2 separate regions of the Homo sapiens genome follow, and region 2 is linked to region 1. A link is a loop called in an ENCODE intact Hi-C map of the cell type or tissue named here. Cell type or tissue: adrenal gland. All regions are shown on one strand. Each heading gives the region's core, and the rest is flanking DNA. Links, peaks and the distances in the headings are about the cores only.

Region 1 (8,346 bases), core at 75-8,074:
TCAAATGGTATACACTCTAGGAAACTTCAGATATGTGCTCAACAGATCATCAGCCTTTCCTCTGCATGTCCTGTCACCTTCTAGTCTTAATTATGCCATTCCTTTGCTTAAAACCCATCAATGGTTGGCCGGGTGCGGTGGCTCACACCTGTAATCCCAACACTTTGGGAGACCGAGAGGGGTAGATCATGAGGTCAGGATATCGAGACCATCCTGGCTAACACGGTGAAACCCGTCTCTACTAAAAAAATACAAAAGGTTAGCCGGGCATGGCGGCAGGCGCCTGTAGTCCCAACTACTCGGGAGGCTGAGGCAGGAGAATGGCATGAACCTGGGAGGCGGAGCTTGCAGTGAGCTGAGATCGCGCCACTGCACTCCAGCCCGGGCAACAAAGCAAGACTTCATCTCAAAAAAAACCAAAACAAACAAACAAACAAACAAAAAAACAAACATCAATGGTTTTCCCCAAAGCTTGTCCTGTCGCCTTCTAGTCTTAATTATTCTCTGAGGACAAGACCTCTTCTAACCTTACAGTGTACTTACTAAATACCAGGAACTATTCAAGTGCTTCGTGTATTTTAATTAATTTAATCCCAGTTGATCCTTTGCAGTAGGCACTATTACTCACATTTACAAGTAAGGAAACTGAAGGATAGAAATGATATGCAATACAGCTAGTAAATGGGAGAGGTAGGGATTTAAACACAAGCAATTTGGCTTTAGAGTCCTAACTCCTAGTCATTACTCTTCACTTTCACGGAGGCTGTTTTCCTTCTCATACCCATCCTACCTTGGGGTAAAGAGTGTGGAATCTTCCTCTTTATACTCATCTGACAAAACTCCAATCCTGGTTAAACTCAACTACATGTTTTTTTTTGTTTTCAGCCTGAAAATGAGCAACTAAACATTGGAGAAAAAAATCATACAATCAGGTTGACTTAAATTGAGAAGCACAAACTTCAAACAGGTACTCAACACTATCCTAACCCACTGTTTCCTTAGTAAATTTAAGTTCTTGACACAACTATTTCATACCTTCTCTTCTCAAAATCCTAATACTGTCTTCCCTCCATCATTGCTAAAGATCTAGTTTCAAACTTAAGAAAATGGAAGCAAAAAGAATATTCTTACCTTCCCTCCAACAAATCTGTAACCTATCTTCACCTATACCCATATTCTCTACTTTTCTTTCCATTATGAAGGACAAAGGACCTTCCTCCCAGTAAAGGCCTCCCTCTTGCTGTGTTCTGAATCTGGTCTCCTCTTGCCTTCCCAAGGACTATTAGCTCAGGCTCCTTCAATACTATCAGTTTCTTTTCCTGTCTACAGCCTAAAGTCTACCCCCCGAATCTCTCATGGTCTAAAACTAAAACTAAAACTAAAACTAAAATTAAAACCCATAGCCTTTCCTTGACCCCCACAGGCTCTCTGGCTGCCAACCCATTTCTTTATTCTCTCATAGCAAAACCTGAAAGATTTCTCTATATTTGCTATTTTTTCCTTATCTTTTATTCACTCTTCAGACTCCGTGAAATGCCTATGGGACTGTCCCTCCAGGAAAAAAACCCGTATAAAAATCACCCATAATGTGCTTTAACCAAAGCCAAAGGTCACTTCTGTAGCCCCTCATTTTATTCAACTCAGCAGTATTCAATACCTTGTTTTTGGCTTCCGGGACTCTTCCCTCTCAAGGTTTGTTATCTCTTAGCCTCTTTTTTTCAGTTTATGTTGGCTTCTCTTTTCTATTCAATTTTAAATGCTGAGGTACAGCTGAGTCTTGAAAAACATGCAATTTGAGTTGCATGGGTCCGTTTCTTCGTGGATTTTCTTCCACTTCTACTACCTACCCAAGACAGCAAGACCAACCTCTCTTCTTTCTCCTCCTCTTCCTCTGCCCACTCACAGTGAAGACAATGAGGTTCATGAAGATCTTTGTGATGATCCACTTCCACTTAATGAACAGTACATATATTTTCTCTTATGGTTTTCTTACTATTTTCTTTTCTCTAGCTTATTTCATTATAAGAATACAGCATATTATACATATAACCTACAAATGTGTTAATCAACCATTTATGTTACCAGTAAGGCTTCCAGTCTATAGTAGGCTATTAGTAAAGTTTTTGGGGAGTCAAAAATTATACGTGGATTTTCGATTCATGGGTCAGCCTTACTTCAAGGTTCAATCAGGAACCCTCCTCTCTTCTTTCCCTTTAGGTTATCTCCTATAGTCCTATAGCTCCAATAGCATCTGTTAACTGATGTGTCCTAAATCTATACCTGCCACTTTTCCTCTTCTATTATTCTAACCAGTTATAGCCCACTCCAGCACACCACTGATTCCTGCTTCTATTCTTGAGAGTCTGCATAATTCATCCTCCACAGAGAAGCCAGAGACACATTATGTCATTCCTTTGCCTAAAACCTGTCAATGGCGATAGAGCGAGACTCTGTCTCAAAATAACATAACATAACATAACATAACATAACATAACATAACATAACATAACATAACATAAAATACCGCAAAAAACCCATCAATGGTTTTCCTCAAAGCTTGTCCTGGTCACCTTCTAGTCTTAATTATTCTCTAAGGATAAGACCTCTTCTGATACAGCAGAAACAGCAACATCTTAGCTATACCCTAAATACAAATATTCCAATACAAAGCTTAGAATAATATCCAAACTCAAATACACCAATTTTTTTTGCATTCTAGGCATTTTGTTCTTGCTATTCTCTACATTTAAAATCTCTTTGGTCAACTCTATGTGACAGATTTCTTCCCGTCCTCCAGTAATATCAAACCCTACCAAAAGTTCTTTCTGATCAGTCTAAGTAGCCTGCCTGGGGCCAAACTCTTACCACATACCCTATAACATCACATTATTTCCTTATTAGCATTTGTTACACTTTGAAATTTTCCTATTTATTTGCTTGTTTCCTGTCTATCATCTCTCAATGGGATGCAAATACTATGAAGTCAATAGCCTTATCTTAGTTGTTCATACCTGCATCGGCAGTCCCATAATAGTGGCTGATAAACAGTAGGGCCTCAAATATAATCTGAATAAATGAACTAATCTATCAACGACAATATAGTTAAACCATTTTCGTTTGTTTTTTCTGAGAAAAGCTTTGTAGAAGAAAAATAAAAAGCAGAACTACAGTTCTATTTCTTAACTAGTATAGTCACACTTGACCTTACTCTCCTCAAATACAGAATACATTCACATGGCTATTAAGTGCTTTAAAAAACAGATTGCCTAAGAACATTTATAAAAATGTGTACATTCCAGTTACACTTTTAAAAAACTGGCTCAGTTTAATCTGTATTAAACATAACTATCTAAATGTGAAGGAAGTCATTCCAGCCCTGTGAAAGGAGATTTAAAAAATCCTATTTAGGCTGGGTGCAGTGGCTCATGCTTGTAATCCCAGCACTTTGGGAGGCCAAGGCAGGCAGATCACTTGAGGCCAGGAGTTCGAGACCAGCCTGGCCAACATGGTGAAACCATCTCTACTAAAAAAAAAAAAAAATACAAAAATTAGCCAGGTGTGGTGGTGCGTGCCTGTAATCCCAGCCTCTTGGGTGGCTGAGGCACAAGAATCGCTTGAACCCAGGAGGTAGAGGCTGCAGTGAGCCAAAATGGTGCCACTGTACTCCAGCCTGGGCTACAAAGCAAGACTCTGTCTCAAAAAAAACAAAACAAAACAAAAAAAACAAACTACTTAGGTATGATACTCCCAGACGTCGAAGTCAAATCTTTTCAAATTAATTAGCTGCAAATCTCAAGCTGGAGAAAAATTTGGAAAAAGTTTTATTATACTTTATGTACTTATTTATAGTCATGCATTGCTTGATGGGAATATGTTCTGAGATGTGTTGTTGGGTGATTTAGTTATTGTGTGAACATTCATAGAACATGCTTAAACAGACATAATGGTAAACCCTACTACACATCCTGGCTATATGGTATAACCTATTGCTCCTAGGCTGCAAACCTGTACAGCATGTTATATATTGAATACTGTAGGTAACTGTAACACAACAGTAAGTATTTGTGTACCTAAAAATAGAAAAGTACAGTAAAATACAGTATTAAAACCTTACGGGACCACTGTTACATAGGTGGGCCATCATTGAAATGTTATACAGCATATGACTATTTATATTTTCACTTTAGGTCTCAGAAAAGCTATACGAATAAAAACCTAAGACACAAGAGGTTTAAAAGCCCATAGATCTGCCAAGGTGACAGTGAAGCTGATTTAACTTTACGATTTCTTTTTTTACCAAGTAAATATACACAAAATTATATACGTTATTAAAAATTGTCTCTGAATGCTATAAAATCAGATTCTTTCTCATTTCAAATTCTGTGATTTCTGGTACACATAGCAATATGAAAATATTAATTTTAGAAAATACAAAACATAAGCACCATTTATAACTTGGAATGAGCCATTAGCAGGTAGGTGGGATTCTACTTTAAGCTTCAAATGGCAAACAGCCATAATAATAAACACTTAAGCACATACCCTTGAGTTACAAAGGATCATCCTGTCTCCAAAGCATAGTAGCCAAATAAACATTGTCCACGTATTACTCAAGATGATGATAATAATCACAGTTGATACTGACTTACAAATTACTCTGTGCCAGGCACTATACTAAGCCCTTTCATGTGAATTATCTCATGTATCTTCACAATACATCCATGAGGTAGATATACACATGAATCCATGTTCATATAAGGCAATTAGTGTTCAAGGTGCCACAGAGAATAAAAGGAAGAACCAGGAAGAACTCTGGCAGACTGACTCCTGGAATTGGCCCTTAATCAGTATCTTTCTGAACTTTTTTTTTTTTTTTTAAACCACAAGTCTTAATTCTCCTGCATGACATATTCTACCTCTCCTCTCTCATTAACTTTTTTCAAAAAACTTTTCCGGCTATATAGATTTCTTTCTTAGAAATTGTACTTAAAAAAAAACTATAATAATGTAAATACATATGTTATTCTTCCTAGACCTTGAATGAAGCACAGGGACCAAAGCTCAACTCAAAATACCCCAAGTGGTTCACCACTCAATACTGATAGTGTTTAAAATATAAGGCAAAAATGATCATGATTCTGATACAGAAGTTTTTATTTTTGGTTGTTATCTATAAAAGAGTGGGTTTTTGGCCAGGCATGGTGGCTCATGCCTGTAATCCCAGCACTTCAGGAGGCTGAGGCGGGTGGATCACCTGAGGTCAGGAGTTTGAGACCAGCCTGGCCAACATGGTGAAATCCCATCTCTAATAAAAATACAAAAATTAGCTGGGCGTGGTGGCAGGCACCTGTAATCCCAGCTACTTGGGAGGCTGAGGCAGAAGAATTGCTTGAACCCAGGAGGCAGAGGGTGCAGTGAGTGGAGACCGCACCACTGCACTCCAGCCTGGGTGACAGAGCAAAACTCGGTCTCAAAAAAAAAAAAAAAGTGGGTTTAAAAAAGAGACATGTAGCTTATTTCAAATTGACAGATAAAATTGTATTATGTACAATATAATGTTTTGAAGTATATACACACTGTGTAATGGTTAAATGTAGCTAATTAACAAATGCATTGCCTCAAATAGTTGTCATTTTTGTGGTAAGAACACTTACTACTCTTTGTATTTTTCAAGAACATATCATCATTAACCATAGCCACTATGCTGTACAACAGATTCCTTGAACTTACTCCTCCTAACTATATATCCTTTGACTAACATTCTTCCATCCTGTCATTTCCTCAAACCACCCCAGCCGCTGGTAAGCACCATTCTATTCTCTACTTCTATGGGATATACTTTTTAGGTTTTACATATTGGGTGAGATCATGCAGCATTTATCTTTCTGTGCTTTGCTTATTTCACTTAACACAGTGTCCTCTAGGTTCATCCATGTTATTGCAAAGAACAGAATTTTGCTTTTTGATAGGTGAATAGCATTCCATCATGTATATAAACCATATTTTCTTTGCCCCTTCATCTGCTGATAGACCCCTAGGCTGATTCCATATCTTGGCTATGTGAATACTGCTGTTTATGTGCACTTCTCTCTTTGACATACTGATTTCATTTTCTTTGGATATATACTCAGTAGTGGGATTACAGAATCATATGGTAGTTCTATTTTTTTCATTTTTTGAGGCCCCTCCTTACTGTTTTCCATAATGGCTATACTAATTTACATTCCCACCAACAGTGTGTTCCCTTTTCTCCACATCCTCTCTAACACTTACCTTTTGTCTTTTTGATAACAGCAATTCTAACAGGAGTGAGATGATATCTCATTTTAGTTTTGATTTGCAGTTACCTGATGATTAGTGACGTTGAGCCTTTTTTCATATACCTGTTGGCCATTTATGTCTTCCTTTAGGAAATGTCTACTCAGGTCTTTTGCATATTTTAAAATCAAGTTGTTTACTTGCTATTGAGTTCCTTATATATTTTAGATATTAACCCCTTATCAGATGTATGGTGTGCAGATATTTTCTCCCATCCTGTAAGTAGGTTGTCTCTTTACTCTGCTAATTGTTTCCTTTGCTGTGCAGAAGCTTTTTAATTTCATATAACCCCATTTGTCTATTTTTGCTTTTGTTGCCTGTGCTTTTAAGATCATAGATACAAAATCATGGTGCAGATCAATGTCACATAGCTTTTCTTGTTTCTCCTAGTAGTTTCATAGTTTCAGGTCCTATTTTTTTTTATAACCCAAGATGATTTTTGTATATGGTGAGAGATAAGGGTCTAATTTTGTTCTGCAGTTTATCCAGTTTTCCCAACACGATTTACTGAAGAGAATGTCCTTGCCCCACTGTGTATTACTGTTGCCTTTGTCAAAAACCAGTTGGTTGTAGGGCTGGGCATGGTGGCTCACACCTGTAAACCCAGCACTTTGGGAGGTTGAGGTGGGTGGATCACTTGAGCCAGAAGTTGGAGACCAGCCTGGCCAACATGGTGAAACCTTGTCTCTATTAAAAATACAAAAATTAGCCGGGCATGGTGGTGCATGCCTGTAATCCCAGCTACTCAGGAGGATCGCTTGAACCTGGAGGCAGAGGCCACAGTGAGGTGAGATCACACCACTGCACCCCAGCCCGGGCAACAGAGTGAGACTCTGTCTCAAAAAACAAACGAACAAACCAACAGTTGTTTGTAAATGTGTGGAATTATTTCTGGGCTCTCTATTCTGTTCCATTAGTCAGTCTGTCTGTTCTTATGCCAGTTCCATGTTATTTTGGTTACAATAGCTTTGTAGTATATTATGAAGTCAGGTAGTAGAACACCTCCAGCTTTGTTTTTTTGCTCAAGATGGCTTTGGTTATTTGGGGTCTTTTGTGGTTCCACAAAATTTTAGGATTTTCTTTTTTCTATTTCTGTGAAGAATGTCATTGGTCTTTTGATAGGAATTGTATTGAATCTGTAGATTGTTTTGGGTGACACAGACATTATAAAACAGGGATTTTAATTCAATAAATGGCCGTGGTGAACCTATATACAAGGGGAACTATATACAGAACATAAAAGACAACAATCTATTCCTCCCTAGAAAATAATTCCTAAGAGGTAAAAATGCTCTGAAGTGGGATGAAATACTACAGAGGTACTGCAGGTTGGGTTACACATCCAAAAACAGTATTACAGATGTGGCTGTCCCCAAATTTAGGATGTGCAGGGCTGATGACAGGATTCTTGCTGGATTAGCAGTATGCTTTAGTGCACAAATTCTATTATTAAGCACCTAAGGGATGCTTTATAGGACCTACTAAAGACAGGTTTTTTCTCTTGGCAAAGGGAGATATAATTCCTGAGGGTTATTAGTTATGAGGGGACAAAATGATAGTTCAGAAAACAAATATATCAAGGAAGTTTTCCTTATTTTGATGAAACCTGTGAACATCACTGATAGTTTAATATTCTGGTTTAGTCATATATCATTGTATTAACAGTATCTATAGAAAGAAGTAGTTGTGTGGATAATGTAAAACAGAATCCCAAACAACTAAATTTTGCTTTTAGGATATATCTGCTTTTTTCAAACATATCTTTCTAATGTTTTGTTTTTCCTAACATTAAAATGTTTGATTTCACTGTGTATACATTGATTGGGTAGGGGGAAATGAAACAAACATTTTAGATGGCAGGGGAAAAAAAATCAGCCTAAGAGTAAATATCAGAATAGTACACTTAAAGAACATCTAAATTATCTAGATTGACCACATTCTGTTTTGCTTTTATTAATAGTTTGGAAGAAGAAAGAAAACATGGCTTATTTTTTATATACAGCAGAAGGTAAGACATGAGAATAATGA
Region 2 (8,346 bases), core at 13-8,012, 120 kb before region 1:
AAGGAAAATAGCCTCCAGCTCCATCCATGTTCCCACAAAAGACATGATCTCATTCTTTTTTTATGGCTGCATAGTATTCTATGGAGTTCATATTACCACCTTCTCTTTATCTGATCTGGCATTAATGGGCATTTAGGTTGATTCCATGTCTTTGGTATTGTGAATAGTGTTGCAGTGAACATTTGTGTATGTATGTCTGTATGGCAGATTGATTTATATTCCTCTGAGTATATACCCAGTAATAGGATTACTGGGTTGAATGGTAGTTCTACTTTTAGCTCTTTGAGGAATCTCCATACTGCTTTCTACAATAGTTGAAGTAATTTGCACTCTCACCAACAGTGTGTAAGTGTTCCCTTTTCTCCACAACCTTGCCAACATCTGTTATTTTTTTGACTTTTTAATAATAGCCAGAATGTCATGAAGTCATTCTCACTGGTGTCACAATGAAATTGTATCTCATTATGGTTTTTGATTTGCATTTTTCTAATGATCAGTAATATTGAGCCTTTTTTCATATGTGTGTTGGCCGCATGTATGTCTTCTTTTGAAAAGGGTCAGATCATGTCCTTTGCTCGCTTTTTGATAGGGTTGTTTTTTTCTTGTAAATTTGTTTAAGTTCCATATAGATGCTGGATATTAGACCTTTGTCAGATGCATAGCTTGCAAATATTTTCTCCCATTCTGTAGGTTGTCTGTTTACTTTTACTCTGCTGATAGCTTCTTTTGCTGTGCAGAAGCTAAATTTAATTAGATCTTGTTTGTCAATTTCTGCTTTTGTTGCGGTTGCTTTTGGTGTCTTTGTCATGAAATCTTTGCCTGTTCCTATGTCATGAAATCTTTGCCTGTTCCTATGTCAAGGATGGTAATGCCTAGGTTGTCTTCCAGGATTTTCATAGTTTTGGATTTTACATTTAAGTCTTCAATCCACCTTGAGTTGATTTTTGTATATGGTATAAGGAAGGGGTCCAGCTTCAACCTTCTACATATGGCTAGCCAGTTATCCCAACACCATTTATTGAATAGGGAGTCTTTTCTCCATTGCTTGCTTTTGTTAGCTTTGTCAAAGACCAGATGGTCATAAGTGTATGGCCTTATTTCTGGGTTCTCTGTTCTGTTCCATTGGACTATGTGTCTGTTTTTGTACCAGTACCATGCTGTTTTGGTTACTGTAGCCCTGTGATATAGTTTGAAGTTGGGTAATGTGATCCCTCCAACTTTATTTTTTGCTTTGTATTACCTTGGCTATTCGGGCTCTGTTTTGGTTCCATGTGAATTTTAAAATAGTACTTTCTAGTTCTGTCAAGAATGTCATTGGTAGTTTGATCAGAATATTATTGAATATGTAAATTGCTTTGGACAATATGGTCATTTTAATGCTATTGATTCTTCTGATCTTTGAGCATGGGATGCTTTTCCGTTTGTTTTTGTCTTCTCTGATTTATTTGAGCAGTATTTTTTAGTTCTCCTTGTAGAGATCTTTCACTTCTCTGATTAGCTGTGTTCCTAGGTATTGTATTCTTTTTGCAGCAATTGTGAATGGGATTGCATTCCTGATTTGGCTCTTGGCTTGGCTGTTGGTGGTGCCTAGGTATGCTAGTGATTTTTGTACATTGATTTTGCATCCTGAAACTTGGCTGAAGTTGCTTATCAGCTGAAGGAGCTTTTGGGCCAAGACTATGTGGTTTTCTAGATATAGAATCATGTCCTCTGCAAACAGGAATAGTTTGACTTCCTCTCTTCATATGTGGATGCCCTTCATTTCTTTCTTTTGCCTGATTGCTTTGGCCAGGACTTCCAATACTATCTTGAATAGGAGTGGTGAGGGACAGCATCCTTGTCTTGTGCTGGTTTTCAAGAAGAACGCTTCCAGCTTTTGCCTATTCAGTATGATGTTGGCTGTGGGTTTGTCATAGAGGGCTCTTATTATTTTGAGGTATGTTCCTTTAATATCTAGTTTACTGAGAGTTTTTAATATGAAGGTATGTTGAGTTATATTGAAAGCCTTTTCTGCACCTGTTGAGATAATCCTATGGTTTTTGTCTAACATAAACAGAAAATTTCCAAATGGAAGCATAAAGAGAGAGCAAGAAAGGAAAAGAGAGAGAGAGATGTTGGCTAAAATGAGGTGGTCTAATATACGTGCTACTGGGTCCTGTAAGGAAAGAAGAGATACTGGAGTACAAATATTTGAAGAGATAATGGAAAGAAATTTTCTCAAATTAATGAAAAGCATCAACTGATAGAGCTAGCAAGCCCCAAGTAGGATCAATACAAAGGACACCATACCTAGGGATATCATAATCAAATTGCATATCAAAAATAAACAGAAAAATCTTAAAAGCAGCCAAATGAAATAGGTATACAATGCCTTCAGAAGTACAATAAGAATGACAGCCAACATCTCGGCAGAAAAATGAGATAATAGACATTTTTAATGTGCCAAAAGAATAAAATTTAGCATTCTTTTTTTTTTTTTTCCAGACGGAGTCTCGCTTTGTCGCCCAGGCTGGAGTGCAGTGGCGCGATCTCAGCTCACTGCAACCTCCACCTCCTGGGTTCAAGCAATTCTCCTGCCTCAGCCTCCCAAGTAGTGGGACTACAGGCACCCACCACCATGCCTGGCTAATTTGGTTTTTTTTTTTGTATTTTTAGTAGAGACAGGTTTTCACCGTGTTAGCCAGGATGGTCTCAATCTCCTGACCTAGTGATCCACCCACCTCGGCCTCCCAAAATGCTGGGATTACAGGCGTGAGCCACCGCGCCCAGTCTAAAACTTAGCATTCTATACCTAGAGAAAATATCCTTCAGAAATTAAGGCAAATAGAGACATTTCAGACTAATGAAATCTGAGCTAATTCATGGCCTGCAGACCTACACTGCTAGAAGTACTAAAGGAAGTTCTTCAGTCTGAGGGAAAATGATCCTAGATGGAAACGTGCATCTGTGGGAAAAAATGAAAAGCACCAGAAAGAGTTGGGCCCGGTGACTCATGCCTGAATCCTAGCACTTTGGGAGGCCAAGGTGGGCTGATCATGAGGTCAGGAGATTGAGACCATCCTGGCTAACACGGTGAAACCCCCGTCTCTACTAAAAATACCAAAAAAGAAAAAAAAAAATTAGCCGGGCATGGTGGCAGGTACCTATCCTCCGAGCTACTTGGGAGGCTGAGGCAGAAGAATTGCTTGAACCTGGGAGGCGGAGGTTGCAGTGAGCCGAGATTGCACCACTGCACTCCAGCCCGGGCAACAGAGCAAAACTCTGTCTCAAAAAAAAAAAAAAGAAAGAAAGAAAGAAAAGAAAAGCACCAGAAAAGGTGGATGTGTGAGAATATAAAATACTGTTTTAAAATTCATATAAGACTATTGACTAATACAAATAACAATGTATGTGGGGTTTATAAAATATGTAGAAGTAAAATGTATGGCTAGAGTAGGACAAGGGGTGGAAGGGGGATTAATAATGGAAGTATACTACTGTATGTTTTATACATTATTCATGAAATGGTACATCCATTATAAAAGGAATACTGTAGCAAGTAATATACCACTTCATGACCAATCTAGGAACCTAACAATTTAAAATGTATTGCAAGAATTCAAGGAATATAGTAATAAATTAAGGAAGAATATTATAACCTCTAAAACACTAAAAATAATACAAAAAACATACAGTTTAAAAGCTAATAGGCCAGACGCTGTGGCTCACACTTGTGATCCCAACACATTGGGAGGCCGAGGTGGGTGGATCACCTGAGGTCAGGAGTTTGAGGCCAGCCCAACATGGTGAAACCCCATCTCTACTAAAAATACAAAATTATCCAGGTGTGGTGGCAGGTGCCTGTAATCCCAACTACTTGGGAGGCTGAGACAGGCGAATTGTTTGAACCCAGGAGGTGGTGGTTGCAGCGAGCCGAAATTGTACTATTGCACTGCAGCCTGGGCAACAAGAGTGAAACTCTGTCTCAAAAAAAAAAAAAAAAAAAAAAAAAAAGCTAATGGAAGAAATAGAATAACTCTGAAATACTTGATTAATGCAAAAGAAAGATAAAGGAGGAACAAAGAACGTAAGAGCTTAACTCCTGGGATAAATATAAAACTAATAGCAAGATGGTAGACATAAACCCAACTTTGCTGGTAATTATGTTAAATGTAAGTGAACTAAACACTCTAATAGCAAAAATTGTCAGATTGGATTTTTTTAAAGCTCCAATTATATGCTGTTTATATATATTTTTATTGTTATTATAGAGATGAAATTTCACTATATTGCCCAAGCTGGTCTCAAGTTCCTGAGGGCAAGTGATCCTCCTGCCTCAGCCTCCCAAACTGCTGGGATTATAGGCATGAGGCACCATTCCCAGCCTACAATTATATGCTGTTTATAAGAGACATACTTTAAATATAATGACACAAAAAGTTTGACAGTAAAAGGATGGCAAAAGATATCTCATACAAAGAGTAAGCCCAAGAAAGCTGCTGTAGCTCTATTAATATAAGAGAAGCACACTTCAAGGCAAGGCATATTAGTAGAGATAGTGATAAATGGGTCAGTCATTAAAAGACACAATTCTTTCTATGTTTTTAATAAAACAGCTTCAAAATATATGGAAAACAATGGCAGAAATAAATGGTAAAATATACACATTCACCATAATAGCTGGATATTTTAACTCACCTCTCTTCATAATTGAAAAATAATGACCCATAAATAATTAAGTCAATTTGTGGCCAGGCACAGTGTCTCACACCTGTAATCCCAGCACTTTGGGAGGTCAGAAGTTCAAGACCAGCCTGGCCAACGTGGTGGAACCCTGTCTCCACTAAACAACAACAACAACAACAACAACAAATTAGTTGGGTATGGTGGCCCAGCTACCCTGGAGGCTGAGCCTGGAGAATCACTTGAACCTGGAAAGCGGAGGTTGTAGTGAGCTGAGATCACACCACTGCACTCCAGCCTGGGTGACAGAGCAAGACTCTGTCTCAGAAAGAAAGAAAAAAAAAATTAAGTCAATTTGTAACAGAAAAGCAAAGGGGGAATTACGCTTTAGATAGTTGCATATACATCAAAGTCATGAGAATATACAGGACAATGGAATGGAACAGGAAACTCACAGGAATATGAGTTACCAAGTGATACAGTTTGGCTGTGTCCCCACCCAAATCTCATCTTGAATTGTAGTTCCCATAATCCCCACATGGCCTGGGAAGGACAGGTGGGAGGTAATTGAATCATGGGAGCAGTTACCTCCATGCCGTTCTCATGACAGTGAGTGAGTTCTCACAAGATCTGATAGTTTTATAAGGGGTTTTTCCCCCACTTCGCTCTGCACTTCTCCTTGCTGCTGCCATGTGAAGAAGAACATATTTGCTTCCCCCTCCTCCATGATCGTAAGTTTCCTGAGACGTCCCCGCCATGCTGAACTGTGAGTCAATTAAACCTCTTTTCCTTTATAAATTACCTAGTCTCGGATATGTCTTTATTAGTAGCGTGAGAACGGACTAATACGGCAAGCTAGCACAAAAATCAATAGATAAAGAACAGAATGCTTGGTAAAAGGACTGGAAAAACTGGCCCACAACATGGAGAAAATTAAAACTAGAACCCTACCTTACACTATGTGAAAAGGTAGACTCCAGATCGATTAGAGACCTAGGTATGAATGGTAAAAATATAAAGTTAATGAAAATCAATGTAGCAAAATATGTTTGGGACCTCATAAACACAACTATGAGGTAAAATGGGATATATTATCTAAGGAAGGGAAGGTTTAGGTGGATCAGATGGCTGCTGCCATAATACAGTGTAAAGGACAAGGAATTCTAGGACTGTGAGTTGCGGTGGTTGCTTCTAGCAGAGATGGATACATAAAGAAAGATAATTTAGGCTTGAGTCTGAAATCCTCAGCTCAAAAATTTTAGACTGAATTCTCAATCTAAAAACCAGAAAAAGCCCCATGTTTTTGCTAACAACATATTTTCTCTCTTTCTAGTTATAATGCTGAAATAATTGAAAACCATGGTCATACTTAATCTTGCTGCTTGCCAAATTATATTAATACCCTGAGTTAAACTGACATCCTCATTAGGCCTCTTATGTCAAACTTAGAGTATTGACCAAGAAACAGTAGGACCTTGATTTGGAATGGGGAAGGGGATTTGGAGGACTCATAATATCCTAAACTAGGGAGAACAATAGTCCAGGTTTCAGAAGTGAAAGTCCTGTGTCCCAGGAAACCCCTCAGTCCCAGGAAAACTGGGATAGTTGACATGTTCTCCTTTGCTAATCAAAGCAGGATCTCTTCCCGTCTAAAGAAGTTGTTACTGCCTTGCTAGAAGATCCTGTAATGACCTCACCTGAGGTAATAATTACCTTGTAAAGAGAAACCAATTGTAAAGGGAGGCCTACGCTCCTCCTCCATTATTCACATTATTTCCGTACACCCCAAATCAGATTCCAGCATGAGAAGGGCTGTGGTGGCTAGTAATTTAAAAGGCAAATCCAGAAGGAGGAGACTTACGCCAAAAAAATTCTAGACTCTGCTCACATATATTGGCAAAAGCCCAGAGAAAAATGTGTGGGATTCTCAGAACGTTACACTCACAAGGAGAACTGTAATTTTGGATAAGGCAGAAATGATGATAGGGTACACTTGCCACAGATTCTGGATTCTGTGCGCTGCCTTGAGCAGCTGGGGGTGATTCTACTTGTTGGTTCAGTTAGTTGAGTGAAACATGAACTTAATAAGGGTCCACATTAAATGAAATTGAGAATGCAAACATTCCTTAAATAATATAAAGCCATTCAAATATTTACAAAGATAGGAATGTTGGAGTGGAATTGTTGTGTGCAATATGACTGTCCTAATCTATTGATCTCCTAAGTCTCCTTGGAGGACCTATCAGTGACCCTCCTTTCACTAAGGCCTTGAGAGAAATAACACTGGTGAGGGGAGTACCAACATCCATGAAAAGCATTTTAATGATACTTCTCTTTAAGCTAGGAAGGCTTGGGAAAATGTTATGGTTAAAAGGCTTTCCTGATTTCAATGGAGAAATCAGACTCTTGGGTTTGGTACAGGCTTAATAGCATTTAGTAGCAATTAACAACTGGAGACAAGGTGAAAACAGTGATTGTAATAGGAGGAGGTCCAGTGTAATCAAGAGTTCAGCCCACAGAAACCTTGGTTGTGGATAACACGGGGCCTCCTGGCCTGAAATGCTGTTCAAAAAATTAATGAGGCAGCATACATACTAACCAAGAAAAATTGATACCATTGTATAAAATTGATACAGCCATGCCAGTACATACCAGCTATATCCCAGCCTGGCCTAGGACCAAATACATTAGCAACAACATACGCCCCACTTGATATATATAACAATAGCAGAAAAGCCTGACTGGAGCCACCAAGATACAGTGTCACCAAATTGCCACAAACAGATATGAATGAAAGACCCCTAAAGATGCAGAACTCTGTAATTATATCATAAATGTTTCCAAAATCTTTTTTGAGGCTCCCATTTGCTAAGATAACAATGCACTGCAGAAAGGAAAAACTATTAGGCCTTTTGGAGGTCATCTGGGAACAGCTCTGAACAAATATAAATTTCTCGGGTCTCTGAAACCACTGTGGTCTATAGAACAAAGTATATGCTATAGGAATAAACCCATCCCCCACTTATTTTTCCAGTAAAGAGTTATAATTTATTTCTTCATCCTCTGTGGCAATATACCCACATTGGATCCCTGATCCATAAAAAGAGGGTTATTCTCTCAGGAAGTATGAAGAGATTTGCAGAGATGAGTCCCACCATCAAAAGCTTTGAAAGCAGCAGGAGTGTGATTCTTATCACATCTTGCTTTAGCATGATCTTTGGCATATGTAGGAGGAGACAGATGGGTCTCTAAGAATGACTTCACAGGCTGGGCTCAGTGGCTCACACCCGTAATCCCAGCACTTTGGGAGGCTGAGATGGGCAGATCACTTGAGGCCAGGATTCGAGACCAGCCTGGCCAACATGGCGAAAAACCATCTCTACTAAAAATACAAAAATTAGCCAGGCGTGGTGGCATACACCTGTAATCCCATCTACTTGGGAGGCTGAGGCATGAGAATCACTTGAATCCGGGAGGCAGAGTTTGCTTTGAGCTGAAATTGGGCCACTGCACTCCACCCTGAGTGACAGAGCGAGAGAGCAAGACTCCGTCTCAAAAAAATAGAATGGCTGCACATATTCCGAAACTTAAGCAGATGGTGATTCCAACTGCAGCTGCTGTCATATAAGTTCTTTTTTCTTGGAGCAAATCAGAAAGTAGCTGGCTACTGATTTGGTCAATGCT

Evidence for each region. A loop is a pair of places that touch in the nucleus more often than their neighbours do. Peaks named below come from ENCODE experiments on the same cell type or tissue, not always from the same donor. Only the 100,000 strongest peaks of a DNase experiment are listed, where the experiment ranks them.
Region 2: a loop joins it to region 1, with 2.9 times the contacts of the local background. A loop is called at or near these places in 12 of 110 quality-filtered maps.

What each region holds. Positions count from the first base shown.
Region 1 is chr6:83,079,952-83,088,297 of GRCh38, reverse strand. All of the region lies in intron 1 of DOP1A (DOP1 leucine zipper like protein A), which reads right to left. Among named protein-coding and RNA genes, the nearest start is that of DOP1A, 16 kb to the right of the region's middle. RefSeq lists an enhancer at 1,305-1,454. In adrenal gland, for the core only: no CTCF peak of the experiment used is centred there; no DNase peak of the experiment used is centred there.
Region 2 is chr6:83,200,259-83,208,604 of GRCh38, reverse strand. No RefSeq gene overlaps it. Among named protein-coding and RNA genes, the nearest start is that of RWDD2A, 11 kb to the right of the region's middle. In adrenal gland, for the core only: no CTCF peak of the experiment used is centred there; no DNase peak of the experiment used is centred there.